3 separate regions of the Homo sapiens genome follow, and all the other regions are linked to region 2. The links are chromatin contacts, found by Hi-C or POLR2A ChIA-PET in ENCODE. All regions are on one chromosome and are shown on one strand. The core of a region is the stretch at or near the end of the contact, and the rest is flanking DNA. Distances in the headings are between cores, read along the strand shown.

Region 1 (5,059 bases), core at 2,236-4,735, 47 kb after region 2:
GTACTGTGATTACTCACCTAATTTTCGGTTCTTGTGACATTGGTTTTCTGTGTGCAGATAATTGTTAAAATTTGTTGTTCCAATGGGGAGGAATAATGATGGAGGCTTCTATTCTGCCATCTTGCTTCATCCCCACAGTGATTCCTAACCTTCAAAGGGGTCACGTACCCTCTCTAAGACTTTGAGGAAATCTAGAGCTCCTCTCCCTAGACATGCTTATATGCACATATACACAAAGTTTTGCATCTAATTTGAAGGGGTTTATGCATCACATATAATACATCCATAGGCCCAAAATCAAAAGTCACCAGGAATCACCACCACCTTTATCATTGTGATGTCCAATCACACCATCTGTAATTCATGTGACACTGATTTGAGAATAATTTTATTAAAATGTCTGATATGTATTATAGTTGGTCGATTTTCTAGGTTCTGCCTGGGACCTTCCTCTATTCCCACTCCCTCCAGGTGTGCTTACTCACTCCCAATGCATCAACTGCCCTCTTTATCAGTGGCTAACCAATCCCTGCCCTCTTTGTGAAACTCATGGAAGTTACAAAACCTCTATCCAGAAACGTGTACATAAGCATCTACCCCCTCATTGTGCCACCTGGCCTTCTGGGCAGGTACGTGCCATCTGGTCCATCCACAAACTCAAAACTGAAAGGGAACTTCATCTCCCTATACAAAATGAATTCAGGCATGTAACCTTTTAACTTGGGGATTAAACCTATTCTAATAATTCATAGAAACAGAGTTTGAATTTTCAACGAGCTGTATAATCTAGTCTCAGATCTTCCTGTCTTCTAACTTCATTATGGAAATCCTGATCAAGCCCCCAATGCTGAAAATGCAGGTGCCTCACATGCAGGTCTGCAAAGCCCAGTTTGTTTTCCCCATACGCTGTCACAGGCCTTTAGTGCACTGTGAGTGAGCAGTCAGGCGAGCCTTGGCCCACTGTGCTCAACTGGGGACTAAATCAACTTGTTTAATTACCCTAATAAACCCAACTCCTTTATTTTGGTGCTATTTACAAAATTATAAGATCTAGCAAAGCCTAGTCATGAAAAAGATCTATTGCCTGTAAAGAATTTTATTTCTGCAAGTGGCATCATCTCACATCAATAGCTAAACATAATATTACTGATTTGTCTTACATTGTTTGTCTGTAAATTTGACGCATTTCTACTCTTGACAATAAATATTCATAAACTAAGCTAAATGGGTTTTAGAAGCACAGCCCCTTCATGTGTGAAGTAAAATGCTCAAACTGAAAGGGCATGAGCTTTGAAATCAGGAAGAAAAGTTTCCAACTCAAGGTTCTGTCATTTCCTAACTGAGTGTCTTGCATTAAATTATTGAAGTTTTCTGAGCCTCAGTTTCAAGATCTGTAAAATAGGGTTAACAATGCACTCTTTGCAAGATTGTTTTGAGGATGCAAATGAAACAATGGGTTATAAAATGACTTTGTAAATTTGAAGTGCTATAAAATTGTAGTTACTGTTTCCTGTTTATGTACATAAATAATTTTTGAAATAACAAATGACAAATATGGAGATAAAACACTAATGATTTTGAACACTGCTCTATAGAAGTATTAGACTAATATGAATCCTTTCTTCATTATGGGTAACAACCTTTAACGATAAAAACACAACATATCTTAGATTTTGTAGAGATTGGTAATGTCCACTGACACTCTGTTTGAAGTCAATATGGTTTTGACAAAGTGAAAAATCCACAGGCTCAGAGGCGGGACCTTCATGTCTAATCTGGATTCCAGCAGTGCTGTGCTATTCTATCACTTGAACAATGGTGGTAATGTGCCACTCTGACTTTCCTCATCTGGCAACGGATCTAATACCACCCGCTCAATTTATCCAGCAGGATTAAATTCAGTTTAATAATCAGAGGGAAAAGAAAAAAGTCTGAAGAATGGCAGCAGGGTGGAGGACAGAGGTATAAAATAATGGGGAGCAAGGAGGAGGTAAAAAGGAGGCAGTTAACGTCAGTGGCATCTCTCCTTAGCCCTCCATGAGAGATACAGGCAGAAGAGAAGCTGACAAAGAAGAAAAGATAAGAAATTTTTTCCACATTGAGGAGGAGGAGAGCAGGGAGAGTCCTCCAAGGGAAGATTTGGCATGTGGATCTGCTTCAAAAGCTGCACAGAGATTATGTGCAGGGGATCCTGATTACTAATCCAATTGGCAATGTACCCTAGGGACAAATTTGTCGTGATTAAATTCCCGTAAAGTTTGATATAAGCTTCAAATCAGCAGAAAAATAATGAGTTTACTTTGTAGGGTACACTAGGAGAAGAGTCAGTAAGAATAGTTTGGGAAGGATTCTGTGTAGTAGGTTAAGGTAGCATCTTTGCTTTCTTGAGGAATCAAATTATAGACATAGGAGAAGTTACAACCTGAAGAAGAAAAGACTGTGACTTATGAAGAAAGTAAGGTTTGGCTTTGAGGTCCGGACCATCAAATCTAATATCGAAAAGAGAGTTTGATTCAGTTCAGGTGAAGAACATTTTTACTTTGAGCATTCACTATGTGCCAGGCCTTGGGCTGCATATCATGCAAAATTTTAGCCATTTGACAAACATTCACTGCATATCCACTAGATATCAGGGCATACAGTTTAGAATGTACTAAACGTTGTACACTGCAAACTCATTGAATCCTTCAGTGCCCCTATGGATTAGGTACTCTTATTACCCATATTTTACACAGCTGAGAAATGTATAAGTTCCAAGACCTATGTCCCTGTCTGAATGACTGACTCCCGGCACTGCGTGCATCCTCTTCACTAGGCTCTCTATCCCACTGCCGTTCTTCACATGACAAAGGGAAGACCACAGACATGTCACAAATGTGGGCAAGGGTGAGATGGGGAACATAAGGAAGAGGCTGAATTTTACCTTGCGGTGGACAAGAAACAAAGAATAAAAACAGAGACAGAAGCTATGGAGGAAAAAGAGGGGCCAGGGAAAGGAATATGGGGTGGGGAAAGGAAGGTTAAGCCTTTCCTCATTCAGTAGCAATGGCTCATCAGATTCTACAGAGGAGGTCAGCAGGGTGGAGGTGGAGCAGGTAGGGGATGGGCACCTCCCAGAATCCATTGGAAAATAAACCAAGATTAAAAGGGCTGAGTAGAGCCAAGAGAGATGGACCCAACTCAAAAAAGAAGAAATAAAGAGGAGTGCTGAGGTAAGAGTAGCCGCTATGGGAGGCAGTGTAGGAGGGGGAAAAATGCAGGAGGGCAAAGGAAACCTGGAAGGATGAATTAAAATCACACTAGTGGCAGAAAGCACATCTCAGAACAGGTAATACAATCATATCAGAACACAGGAAGCTTGAGACACAGCCTGTGGGGCTCTGAGAGCAAAGAAACAGGATGTAATTTTAGTATAAGAAACAAAGCTGAATACAAAGAAGGGCATGTATTATGCAGGAAAGGGCATGGCCTTCAGGCTCTTTGCATTGTTCAACAGGAGGAAGAAGTCACACAGGAGAGGAAGTTTGCTTGTCTCACATCATGTAGGATATTTGAGTCCTGAGCTAGAACATGTAGGTAGAGAGAGGGGTGGAAAAATGAGCCCTCTGTCCTCAGATGTGTATAGAATGCATAAAATGAAATGTTTCTTGGCTGGGGGCAATTTTACTCTTGAAGGGAGAGGTTTTTGTGACTTCCAGAATGGAGGGTAGAGTGACTACTGGCATCTAATGGGTAGAAGGCTTAGATGCTGCTAAACATCTTGCAATGCCCAGGACAATCCTGCATAACAAAGGATTATCTTACCCAGAGTGTCAATGATTGGTCAAGAAACTCTGATAAGTGTTCTTATCTCTATCTGAAGTCCCTATTCCAATAAATAATGGTGATGAGGAGTATCTTAAAATCTTCTAATTAGTGGGTATGCAGTCTCCTTCCATCAAAAATAGTCTCTTCTAGGTTAACTTAGTCCCTTTAGGTAAATGCTGAGTGTTCCAGAGTTTCACCACCCATCCCTACATCCTTTGTTCCCAAGATAGCAACAGAGGTTGGCAAGGAGATCCTTGTGAGAATGCTCATGGCCTCTATAGTAATGTCCTCAGATACTCCACCTTCCTGGCAACCAACAATGAGGTACAGGGCTAATGAAATACCGCTTGTCCTGTCATCTCAATCCAGGCATGATGTTGCTCTCCATCCTGTCTAGTAGGCCCTGCCTTATCCTATGACTGCCCTTGAGGCCCTCTGTGTCTCAGCCACATGATTCTACCAGCCCTGGATTAGGCTGGCCACCTGTAGCCTCTGCCATGGAGTCATCTTGGCTCTCAACATTCAGCTACCTTCCATGTCCCTCACTGGGAGCATGTAAAGACTTCTGGATCCCTCTATGCCAGGTAGGAGCTATGGAAGAAGTGGCCTTCTCTTTGTATCCATTCCTCCTCTGTTATGATCACTCCTTATTGGTGAGGGACACTCTTAAAGGTGGTCTTCCAGAGTCTCAGACAGTGAAGATGGCATATATCTGCTCTGTTGGCAACTTCCCCAAAAATCTGGTTGGAATATTTTTGTCAAACCTCCATTTCCCCACAAAGTCCACCCTTATGGGGTGGGTGGGGGAGATGAAACACTTACTCATCCTCTTTCTTTCACTCACTCTCCCACCTCTCAGTGTGCTCCATGTTTTTTCCTAAAGAGTGGGCCTGTCACATGTATCACATGCTGAGTTTTCACAATTTATTACTTGAAGTAAAGCTCTAGAGGCCCTGTTGGCCAGGCTTTCCTCTTTATTTTATAACTTTATTGAGAGGTAATTCACATAACATAAAATTCATCCCTATAAAGTACAAAATTCAGTGGTTTTTAATACATTATCGTAGAGTTGTGCAACCATTACCACTATCCAATTTTTAAAAATTTTCTTTCATTTCATTTTTAAATTTTAAGTTTTAGGATACATGTGCAGAATGTGCAGGCTTATTACATAGGAAAATTTATGCCTTGGTGGTTTGCTGCACCTATCAACCCATCACCTAGGTATTAAACCACACATACATTAGCTATT
Region 2 (4,799 bases), core at 1,886-4,385:
GGTGTAGAGGGCCTTGTTCCTTATTGCTTTGGAATGAAGGAGGCCAAATAATTGGCTTTGAACTGAAGATTTGCAAAAATAATCAGCAAGTAAATTCTTGCCTTGGGCTTATTTGCCAATATCAGGGTATTTCAATGAAAGTAACGGTAATACATAGCAGTGTATTGAAGCAGACATTTCAAATTCCAAATATGGGATGACTCACTGGGCAAAAGAGTCAGGTCTTGTGCAGGTTCTAGTGCAGGTCTTGGTATTTACATCTAAGGACCTTCAGTTGGCCACCTCTTGGGTCTGTTTCCCTACTGGAAGCATGAAGAGCTGGACCAAATACTCTGTACAGGCCATTTCAGCTTGAGTGACTCGTCCTCCTTGCAGCCTCTTTCTATGGGTGGAAGTTTCTGGGATTAATTGGAAAGCTCCTTCTCAGTGCCCAGATGTGAGAGCACTGAAAAGCCCCTTGTCAGGAAGGAGTATATTATTTGACTGTTAAATGGTGTCACAAACACATGCTTCAACAAGGCAAGAGCTCTCTCTCATGCAATGTAAACACTCCCTATCACTGAGAGAGACAGTACATTATCAACATCAGCAGTTTATTGGGTATCAGCATTAGCCACTCAAGCTGAGCTTAACCGACAATTCTTGCAATTCCATATCTTGTCTGATTTTCCCTTTCTAGTTTGCTGTCTTCCCATTGTTCTTTTGCACAGCATGGGAGCTGCTTCTGTTTCTGTTTGTTGCCATAGGAATCGAGTTTCACAGGAGTATGCAAGTGCCCCTGACTCACCTGCTTCTGCAGAAAAGCTATGGGGTATCTGGTCCTTCCAAAGACACCAGGGCTCCAGGTAACCACTCCCTGGTATTAGGAAAAGTAAGCACATAAGATTTACATGGCAATTACATTTGTCAAGGTGCAGGCCATCCATGTTTTCCCTATCTTCCTGAAAACACATATTCCAGTGAGGTACACAGAAGAGGTTTTTGCCCTCCATGCAAAATGGGGTTGCTGTGTATCCCTCTAGAAAATCAAATGAGATAACATACACTTAGAATAGTATCTGGGGTGTAGTTAGTTATCACTCAATGACCATCATTGTTATTTCTGAAGAAAATCAGGTCACATTTTCTGCCACTAAACTTTCAGCCAGCGGTTTTCTTCTAGCTGGCTGAGATGCATTTTGCTGGACTGAGATTTCCATGGATCTGGTGCAAAATTCTAAAAGATGGGGACTGCTTGCCCTTCCTTGCTAGTTCTACTCCACATCATTTCTGCTACAGTGGAACCCACTTTGATTTGGCTTCTGAGTTGATTATTGGTACACAGGCCTTCCCTCTGATAGTTAAAAACATTTGACTGCTGCTTCTGCTTGGACACTGTTGCTATGCTTGGGATTTTTACCCCCAATGGATCTGACCATTCTAGCAAAGTGCAGCCAGTGACAATAAGTAGAACAGAAGGCAAGAGTGATGTATTTTAGAGTATAAATGGGGCCCAAGCCACAGATTTATCATACACGTGTGTCCCTTTTTGCATGTTTTTGGGTTTTTGTGTTATCTTAGTGTTACAAGATGACTGATTTCTTGTGTTCAAAGACTTTACATATGAAATGGGTCATTCCGATGACCCAGCCCAGAGACTCTAGTGATGAATTTGAGCAAGAATGGTCACTGATCTTCCTGAGACGGGCCCCCAAAGGTTAGGGTTTACATTAGACTTCCTGGAATTCTCTGAGAGCCCAGTAAGATTATCACTCATTATATGATCTAAGCCAATCGACAGCCCAAAGCTTCCCATCATCAAGGCCACCTTTATAAAGAACTCTCCTCACTGGGGACTACACATTTTGAAATATTTTGCTATATCAAACAGCATTTATTTATTTGAATAGCCTTCTTTACCACCTGCATTTATGAGGGAGTAATTAAATAAATTTTCCCTTTTAAAGAATTAATTGAAAGGATTGGGTAACTCCCAATTAGTTTCTTGTCAGCATGAGATGCCCTCAAGTTTCTGCAAAATAGAGGTGATACTAGTCATAACCTCAGGGTTGTTATGAGGAGTAAAGGAAGTGGAACAGTGGCTGGCATACAGAAAGTGTTCAGTCAGGGTTAGCTATCATGGCTGTGAAGGTGAGGTTAAAGGATTGATGGACCTGACAGAATCCTTAGCCCAAAGTCAAAGCACTTGTGACTTTGTCTGCCTGCCCGGTCTGAAAGGGAGCGTATGTAAATTCTCTGTCTGGTTGGGAGGATTATTGTTTGTTTCACATTGAGAAAAACTTGTGGACCTCTATTATGCCCTCTAGACCTCTAGGTGTCCAGGGAATGACCTAGGCTCCTTCTCAAGCCAGTCTTTTCAGGCTCTACAATTTGAGGTTAAAAATACAATTAGTATTTTTGTTCCCTAAGACACAGAAGACAACTGCCTTTAATTTGTTCTAAAGTGCTTTCTTTCAGTTTCAGGATGTGTACAAGGCATACTGGGAAGGAAGTTTTTCTTTCACTTTAGCAACCCAGGACTTAATGAGTAAAGCCAGCATGACCTATTTATAACTTGCAAAGGCGGCGGGGTAGTATGTAGGGTAATTAGAGACATAAGCTTTGAGTCATGCAGACGTGGCTTCTCTCCCTGACCCTGTCACTCACTGGCTCTGTGACTTTGGTCAAGTCCCTTTCACTCTCTGAGACTGTTTCGTCACCTACGAAGTGTAGGTTATATTAATACCTATCTCATACGAATGTACAACAGGTAGAGGACACACATAGAAGGGGGAGAGAGAGGTATCCGTGCCATCCTTGTTTTCTTTCTGCTCATTAGCATACCCAGGATCATTTCCCCTCTCAGCCTTTCCCATTCCAGGTTAACAAATCCAAACCTCTACAATGTGTCTAGTCAAAAGACAAAAGGTAGGATGGCATTTTGGTTAACATGAGTCTCATTTCATCTGAGAAAAGGAAGGTAAGCTGGGAACAGATTAAAGCAAACTAGCTATGAGACAGGCAGGCTGGTTGGTTCCCTGTTTTAATATGGTCTGGAGTAAAAGAATGCAAGTTCCTTACTCAAGCTGTAGCTTACCTAACTCTCAACCAATCAGTAATAAAAGACCCAAGAAGCTGTTAACCACAAATTCCTGCTTCGGGGGCTAGGGACTTCCCCAGGGCCCTGCATGTGCAGTTAGAGTTAAACTTCGAACTACAGTTACCCCTTCCTTATTTTAATGTTAAAAATCATGCCCAGAGGTGGAGATGTAAAATGCTAATTCTACATATGATGTATGAAAAAGCATGTTGAGCCAATGCACAAGCACTAGAAAAATCCCTCCTACTCCTATACATGCTCGAATGTAATACTTTCCTGTAGAAAACTCCTGTAAACCTAACTCACAGACTACCCTCGATAAGCAACCCATTTCTTTTCCCTTCTTGGTGCTGACTCCCCTGTGCACAAGCGGAATAAACTTTCCTTTGCTGCTATGTTTGGTTATCTCTTTTGGTTTCTATCCTGGGCAATCACAAGAATCCATGATGCTGGTAACATTTTGTGGCACCCCAGGTGAGGCTCTCCTTTTAGGTCCCAGGAGAGTGAGTGAGATTGCCCAGAGGATGGAGGTGTCTGACCAGACATGAACAAAAGCTGGCACTCTGGACCACTGTTTCAGTGTTAGCGCCTTGGTGAATCAGATCCAGACTCTGAGTGTGTCCCCGTTCCCTTTCATTCATCTTCTATCTTCCCTTTGCTTTCCTTTTTTTCCCTTCACCTTCTTCCTTTTCAGTCTGTTTTGACTCTTCAGGAGTCCTGGTGTTTAATTAATCAGCTCTTGGAACCCTGGTTTCAGTTTCTGTTTGGCCAATGGGAGTGATTCCTATTTACCCATCTGGTATTTTGTTTGGGTAGCTGGAGTGAATCTGGCTCAGCTTTCTGGTATTGAGCTGAAAAATTGTCCCCTGTTCGTGAGCTGGCTAAAAAGTAGTCAGCAACCTGGAGTTCCCTTTTGTCTCAGACTTTGAAATTTCTCAGTACTTTCCTCAATTTTTGTCTTCTTTATGGGGTCTGGAAACTGGAAATCTGTTTTGTCATTTGTCTAAGTGAAAATGTACTTCCTTTGATGGTCTTTGTTGCATGTGAGCCTGACCCTTCACAATTCCTGGGAGAAGGCCTTACTCACTAGACCAGATCACCACTTTACTTTTTTGGTTTGTCTAGTCCATCATGTTATCTCTTGATAGAGTCAGTGCCAATGAATGTAAATATACAGTAGGTTCTACTTAGAGCTGGTGCAAAATCTACAACCTATTAGATTTTGAGGGCTGTGGCCAGAAAATTTGAGAGCTAGAGTCTCTCAAGCTCCCTCAGTCAGCTCCCTTCCCTCTGTCCTCCTTGTCTTGCCTGGTTCTCACCAGGTTTCTGAGGGTCTGGGTTGGGTGGGAAGAAGAGGGGTTTGTCAGAGCCAAGGGTTCCATCCCTCACCAGGCTACTTAATCATAGGACACCAGGTCTACCACGGAAAACACTGCAGGCATACCAAAAGATTTCTCCCTAGGATGCATCCTGAGTAATTGAGATGAATTTGAATTGGATAATCTAAAGAAAAAGAAGCTGATGTTTCTCTGTAATGTTGCTTGGCTTTGGAATCCCCAGGGGGACAAAGAGACACAGCCTAGGAATGGGGTCTTTGAGTTATAACACTATTTACAATTGAAATTGTATTGCAGAAAATTTCTAATAAATGCATTGAGATCCCATATGTGCTGGCTTTTATAAAATTAAACCAGGATCCAAAACTCCGGGACTCCTGCAG
Region 3 (4,494 bases), core at 305-2,804, 35 kb before region 2:
AATTTATCACGTTTCTTTAGTTGGAAGTCATCAAATTAAGGTAATATGTGGCCATTTAGGAAAAGAATCTATACACACAACTAAATCAACTGTTGAGACTGTCATGTCAATCAATAAGATACAGACAAGTGTTTAACACATAGAGTAAGCAAATGTAGATGTGGGGTAGTGAAAAGAAGATGAAGTTCAGGATCAAAGATATATGAGTTTGATTCCTGGCTCCACCACTTCTAGCCGTATGACCTTGGATCAGTCACTTAGGCTCTTGAGTCCTGGTCTTTCTCTCATCTGTAAAATGAAGAAAGACAAATGGTTCCCTTGCAAGCATGTAATGATGAGTAAATGCAATAAGGCTCATAGAAGTGGTTCATGAGGCCCTCTGCAAAACTTAGTTATCATTATTTTTCAAGTAAAAAGGCATTTATAGATGAGTTAATGTGACATTCTCCTTTTGCCCATGAGGATACTTAGGCTTAGAGAAGGGAAGCGGTCCCACAGCTAGTTAGTGGTCGAGATCAGTTTAGAATCCAATTTTCTGGCCTCCTACCTTCTTGCCATTATATCATACTTCCTTATAGACAAGGGAAGCAAAGTAGCTAACTGCTTCCCAGAACTTAGGACAAAATGGACTAGTTCCGATGAGGTGTTGACACCATGACTCATCTTGGAGGCAAATGTAATTTTCTTAGTACATGCTCTTTTCTTCCCTAAGATCGCTTTTCTAGACTTCCATGAGAACACATTTATCCTACTGAGTCACTCCTGCCTTGCAGCTCACTGAGTCAGAATCTTATCTGTCCACATCAGAGGTTCAATTTTTTGTCAGGAATAAGATGAAATGAAAAAGAGACACAGATGCACAGAGAGGCCATCACTTTTCTATCCTTGGGGCATAAAGTAATTTGAATAGAAGAGCACTAAAGAGGGACACAATCACTAATTTTATTGCAGTATTAGTGCCTGCTGTGGAAATAAATTGGTAAAACAAACGTAAATAGTGTCATCTGGGGGTATATAGTAGTCAATCACTAGTATTTGTAAGGTGCAGTAGAGAGTAAGGGTATCTGATGGGAGGAGAGATAACCTAGGTTCTGGTATTCATCCTACTAGCAGTGTGACCTTAGACATGTCTCTTAGCCTCAAAGAACCATAGATATGGATGCTAGTTTTGCCAGCTTCCCAGGACTGAGTAAGTTTTAAATGCAACACATGATACATGTGTGGGGATTCAAGGAGATAAGGAATCAAAAGCCCCTAGTCAGTGCCAGACACAGTCGGTTTAGCTCAATAAATATTAGCAACTAGTGTTATTATTGTTATTGTTATGACTGTCATTGTTTAGCAGCTCTATCTTATATAACTACTTCCCCATAGTAACTACCAATAAAGGTTTTAAACAGTATGAGACCACACATAAGTAAGAGGTGGAAGTGAAACAAGAAGAAAGGGAAGGCAAAGTTCAGAAGCCGCAAGGGATGATGGCAAAGAGCTTGGGCTCCAGGGAACTTGGATCTGAGGTAGAAGCCAGGCTCCATATTCTAATTTGAAGGTGCATCAGCAGGCACAAGGTACTGACTCAATCCAAGCCTCAGGCTGCTCATCCACAAGCTGAGATCATAGGCCCTTCTGTATGAAGCTCTTGTGAAGGCTAAATGAGCTAGACTGTAGAACGTGTCAAATGCCTAGCACAGAGGAACTGTTGGGTAACTTGTTGAAGCAAAAGGATATACATCAAAGAACACTACAAACTCTAAAGTGATATAAACATGTAAGAAATTATTATAACAAGGACAAAATTCTATGCAAAACACTAACGCTTAGCTAATTGCTTAAGTATTATGGGAAAATTCATTATACTGTCCAAATGTAAAACATGCTCATTTACAGCAGTTTCCCCTACAGCTGTGCCAGTGGTGAGGTAGAGAATATTTGAAGATTTATTTTAAACACAGCTGCTTTATGTATTATTGTCAATTTTCTCCATTTTCTTCAGTTTGAACCTTTGAACTCCATCTTTTATGTTTCTAAAATGGTCAGAACAGTAGACATTTGATGAAGGTAACTCACAAATGCGCAAGTGAACACTCCAAAGTGAGATAGAATCCATATGAATTCCTTTTCTCTAAAAGTCCATGGTTTGTCCCAGATAATTGCTCTAAAATCATTAGCCTTAATTTATGGAATATTGCAGAAAAGAAAGATAATTTGCCTTCAGAACTTATTTGGGGATATCTTTTTACAAACGGCTACTGCTGTAACTAAGTTTCCTGATAATTAATATTTGGGGAGAAATACAGTGTTATAGATAACTATTTTAATAGTTGTAATATTGTAAAACTGAGATCTCAGTGAATTGTACATATATACATATGCAAACACACACATACATATTCAGCACAAACATACACATACATACATAAACAGTATATATACATACATGTATACAGAATATCTATATACTTCATATATACATACATATATACTGTATATATGTATGTGCATGTTTGCATATGTATATATGTACACCCATGTTTTAACTATATGCTGACATGCATATATAGTTAAAACCCGAATGAGTTAAAGGTATCTTTGGTAGCTCTTTGGGGTTCAACCTTATTGCAAAGCTTGGAATTTAAGAATTTATAATTAAATGCACCTAGAAGATCATATTAGTCTGAACTTCTATTGAAACTAGAAACTCCCTCTACAGTCTCTCGAGCAGATTCCCCTACAGTACCTTCCAGTCACAAAGCAGCCTGTCCCAGCTTCATTTTGAGAAATGACTATCTTATGCAGAGCTCCAGCATTTCTTCTTATTCATTTCTATAGAGCAGAGACTTGAGGATTGCAAACTGGTTGGAAGAATGGGTTAGAAAACTTGTCTTGAAGTTGTATTTGCCAAGCAAATATATGTTTTTTTTTTTTTCCTGAGAGACGGTCTCACTCTGTTGCCCAGGCTGGAATGCAGTGACCCAATCATGGTTCACTACAGCCCCAACCTCCTGGGCTCAAGCAATCTTCCTACCTCAACCTCCCAAGTAGCTGGAACTACAGGCATGCACCATTACACTTGGCTAATTTTTACATTTTTTGTAGAGATGGGGTCTTGCTATGTTGACTAGGTTGGTCTCAAACTCCTGAGCTCAAGCGATCCTCCCACCTCAGCCTGCCAAGGTGTTGGGATTACAGGCGTGAGCCACTGCACTTGACCAAGCCCATAGTTTTTACCTAGAGCATATGTTTACTTGAAGTAGCTTCAGAGTGGGGGAAAGATATGGAGATTAAGGAGGGTGGGGGGTGCTAAAAATCTTGTCCAAACTACTCATTGGTACCTCTACTGCTCCCAGAAACTTTCATCCTTTCAGTTTGGCCCTTGGTAGCATGCCACACGTATGTGTGAATGTGCTGGCTTACACAGAGTGTCAGTAAAATGCCAAATGCCAGGGTATTTTGTATGTTAAAACTAAATTATACAAATGATCATTTGCTAAATCATCATGATTTCAATAGATCAATTGTGCTAAGGACATTCTGATGAAAGAGTAAATTCAAGAGGCAAGATATTGTCAATCAAAATTAATTAAGAAATTATGTATCAATCAATAATGTTCTAAAAAGTATTGTAATGACCTCTGTTATTCTGTTTAAGCATAAACAAGATAATCAACCATGTTACCTATCTGGAGATTAGATTTTTTCCAATTAACTTGACTTAATTAACTCTCTAAGGCACTGAACTTCAGATGCCTCAGATACTGTACTTTAAGATTATTAGAATTGGAGGGCTCACTGGGTTTACTGTTATTTTAATGTTATAAATATATTTACTCATTAGACAAATGGAATTCAAAATTTAAATTCATGTGTGTGGTGGGGAGTGAGGAGTTATAGAATTTTTTTAAAATGAGCCCAATATAGACAACTGAAATAAATTAAAATGAAAGACTCTTGAGAACAGTCTTTGTTCCCTCATTAAGGGCTATAGGAAAGGAAAAGTCAGTCAATTTCCGGTAATCACACGGGGGCTATTTCAACTAGCCAGTTTTAATCATTCCTCTATATATTGCCTTTGCTTCCGATCTCATAGAGAGAATGTGAATAGATTGGAAAATCTTCAACTTCCTCTATATACCCTCATCTGCCTTAGCATCACTTTTGCCTGCCTCCCATAGGATGCATAGTTCCATCTTTTATTTAAAGTGAACCTCTTTACCTCTGGCTCCCATCCCAATTGCCTCTGTAGAAAACTCACTCTATTTGTCTCTCCTGTATTCTCAGCCCCTTTCTCTCCACTAGTTGCCTCTCCTTAGTAAATACAACGGCCTAAGTCTCCTGCATTGTTGAGTGAATAAACAATATCCTCCTTTAACCCTCCAACTCTAACTTTATCTTTCTACTTCTGGAAAGATTTCTGTATACTCCTTGCATCCCCTTTCTCAATATCCAGTCATTACTCAACTGACTAGAGTCTGACTTCTTCCTCACTGCACCACT

Evidence for each region. A loop is a pair of places that touch in the nucleus more often than their neighbours do. ChIA-PET counts read pairs that join two places held with the same protein, here RNA polymerase II (POLR2A). Pooled maps may share reads with other maps.
Region 1: a loop to region 2 is called in a map of naive thymus-derived CD4-positive, alpha-beta T cell, with 5 times the contacts of the local background. The contact joins two enhancer-like sites. A Hi-C loop is called at or near these places in 4 of 168 maps with a recorded cell type or tissue (CD4-positive, alpha-beta memory T cell, CD8-positive, alpha-beta T cell and naive thymus-derived CD4-positive, alpha-beta T cell) and 7 of 50 pooled maps. POLR2A ChIA-PET finds 5 or more read pairs at or near these places in 1 of 52 experiments (naive thymus-derived CD8-positive, alpha-beta T cell).
Region 3: a map of B cell shows a loop between it and region 2 (5-fold over the local background). The contact joins two enhancer-like sites. A Hi-C loop is called at or near these places in 1 of 168 maps with a recorded cell type or tissue (B cell) and 7 of 50 pooled maps. POLR2A ChIA-PET finds 5 or more read pairs at or near these places in 3 of 52 experiments (H1, HEK293 and activated T-cell).

What each region holds. Positions count from the first base shown.
Region 1 is chrX:148,332,542-148,337,600 of GRCh38, reverse strand. No RefSeq gene overlaps it. Among named protein-coding and RNA genes, the nearest start is that of AFF2, 170 kb to the left of the region's middle. Within about 2 kb of position 3,485, at least 2 of the 41 ENCODE cell types and tissues checked have a DNase peak (open chromatin) inside an H3K27ac peak, as active enhancers do; they include CD8-positive, alpha-beta T cell, where a contact is called at or near this core.
Region 2 is chrX:148,379,132-148,383,930 of GRCh38, reverse strand. No RefSeq gene overlaps it. Among named protein-coding and RNA genes, the nearest start is that of AFF2, 120 kb to the left of the region's middle. RefSeq lists an enhancer at 2,380-2,469. Within about 2 kb of position 3,135, at least 8 of the 41 ENCODE cell types and tissues checked have a DNase peak (open chromatin) inside an H3K27ac peak, as active enhancers do; they include CD8-positive, alpha-beta T cell, where a contact is called at or near this core.
Region 3 is chrX:148,413,316-148,417,809 of GRCh38, reverse strand. No RefSeq gene overlaps it. Among named protein-coding and RNA genes, the nearest start is that of AFF2, 85 kb to the left of the region's middle. Within about 2 kb of position 1,554, at least 2 of the 41 ENCODE cell types and tissues checked have a DNase peak (open chromatin) inside an H3K27ac peak, as active enhancers do.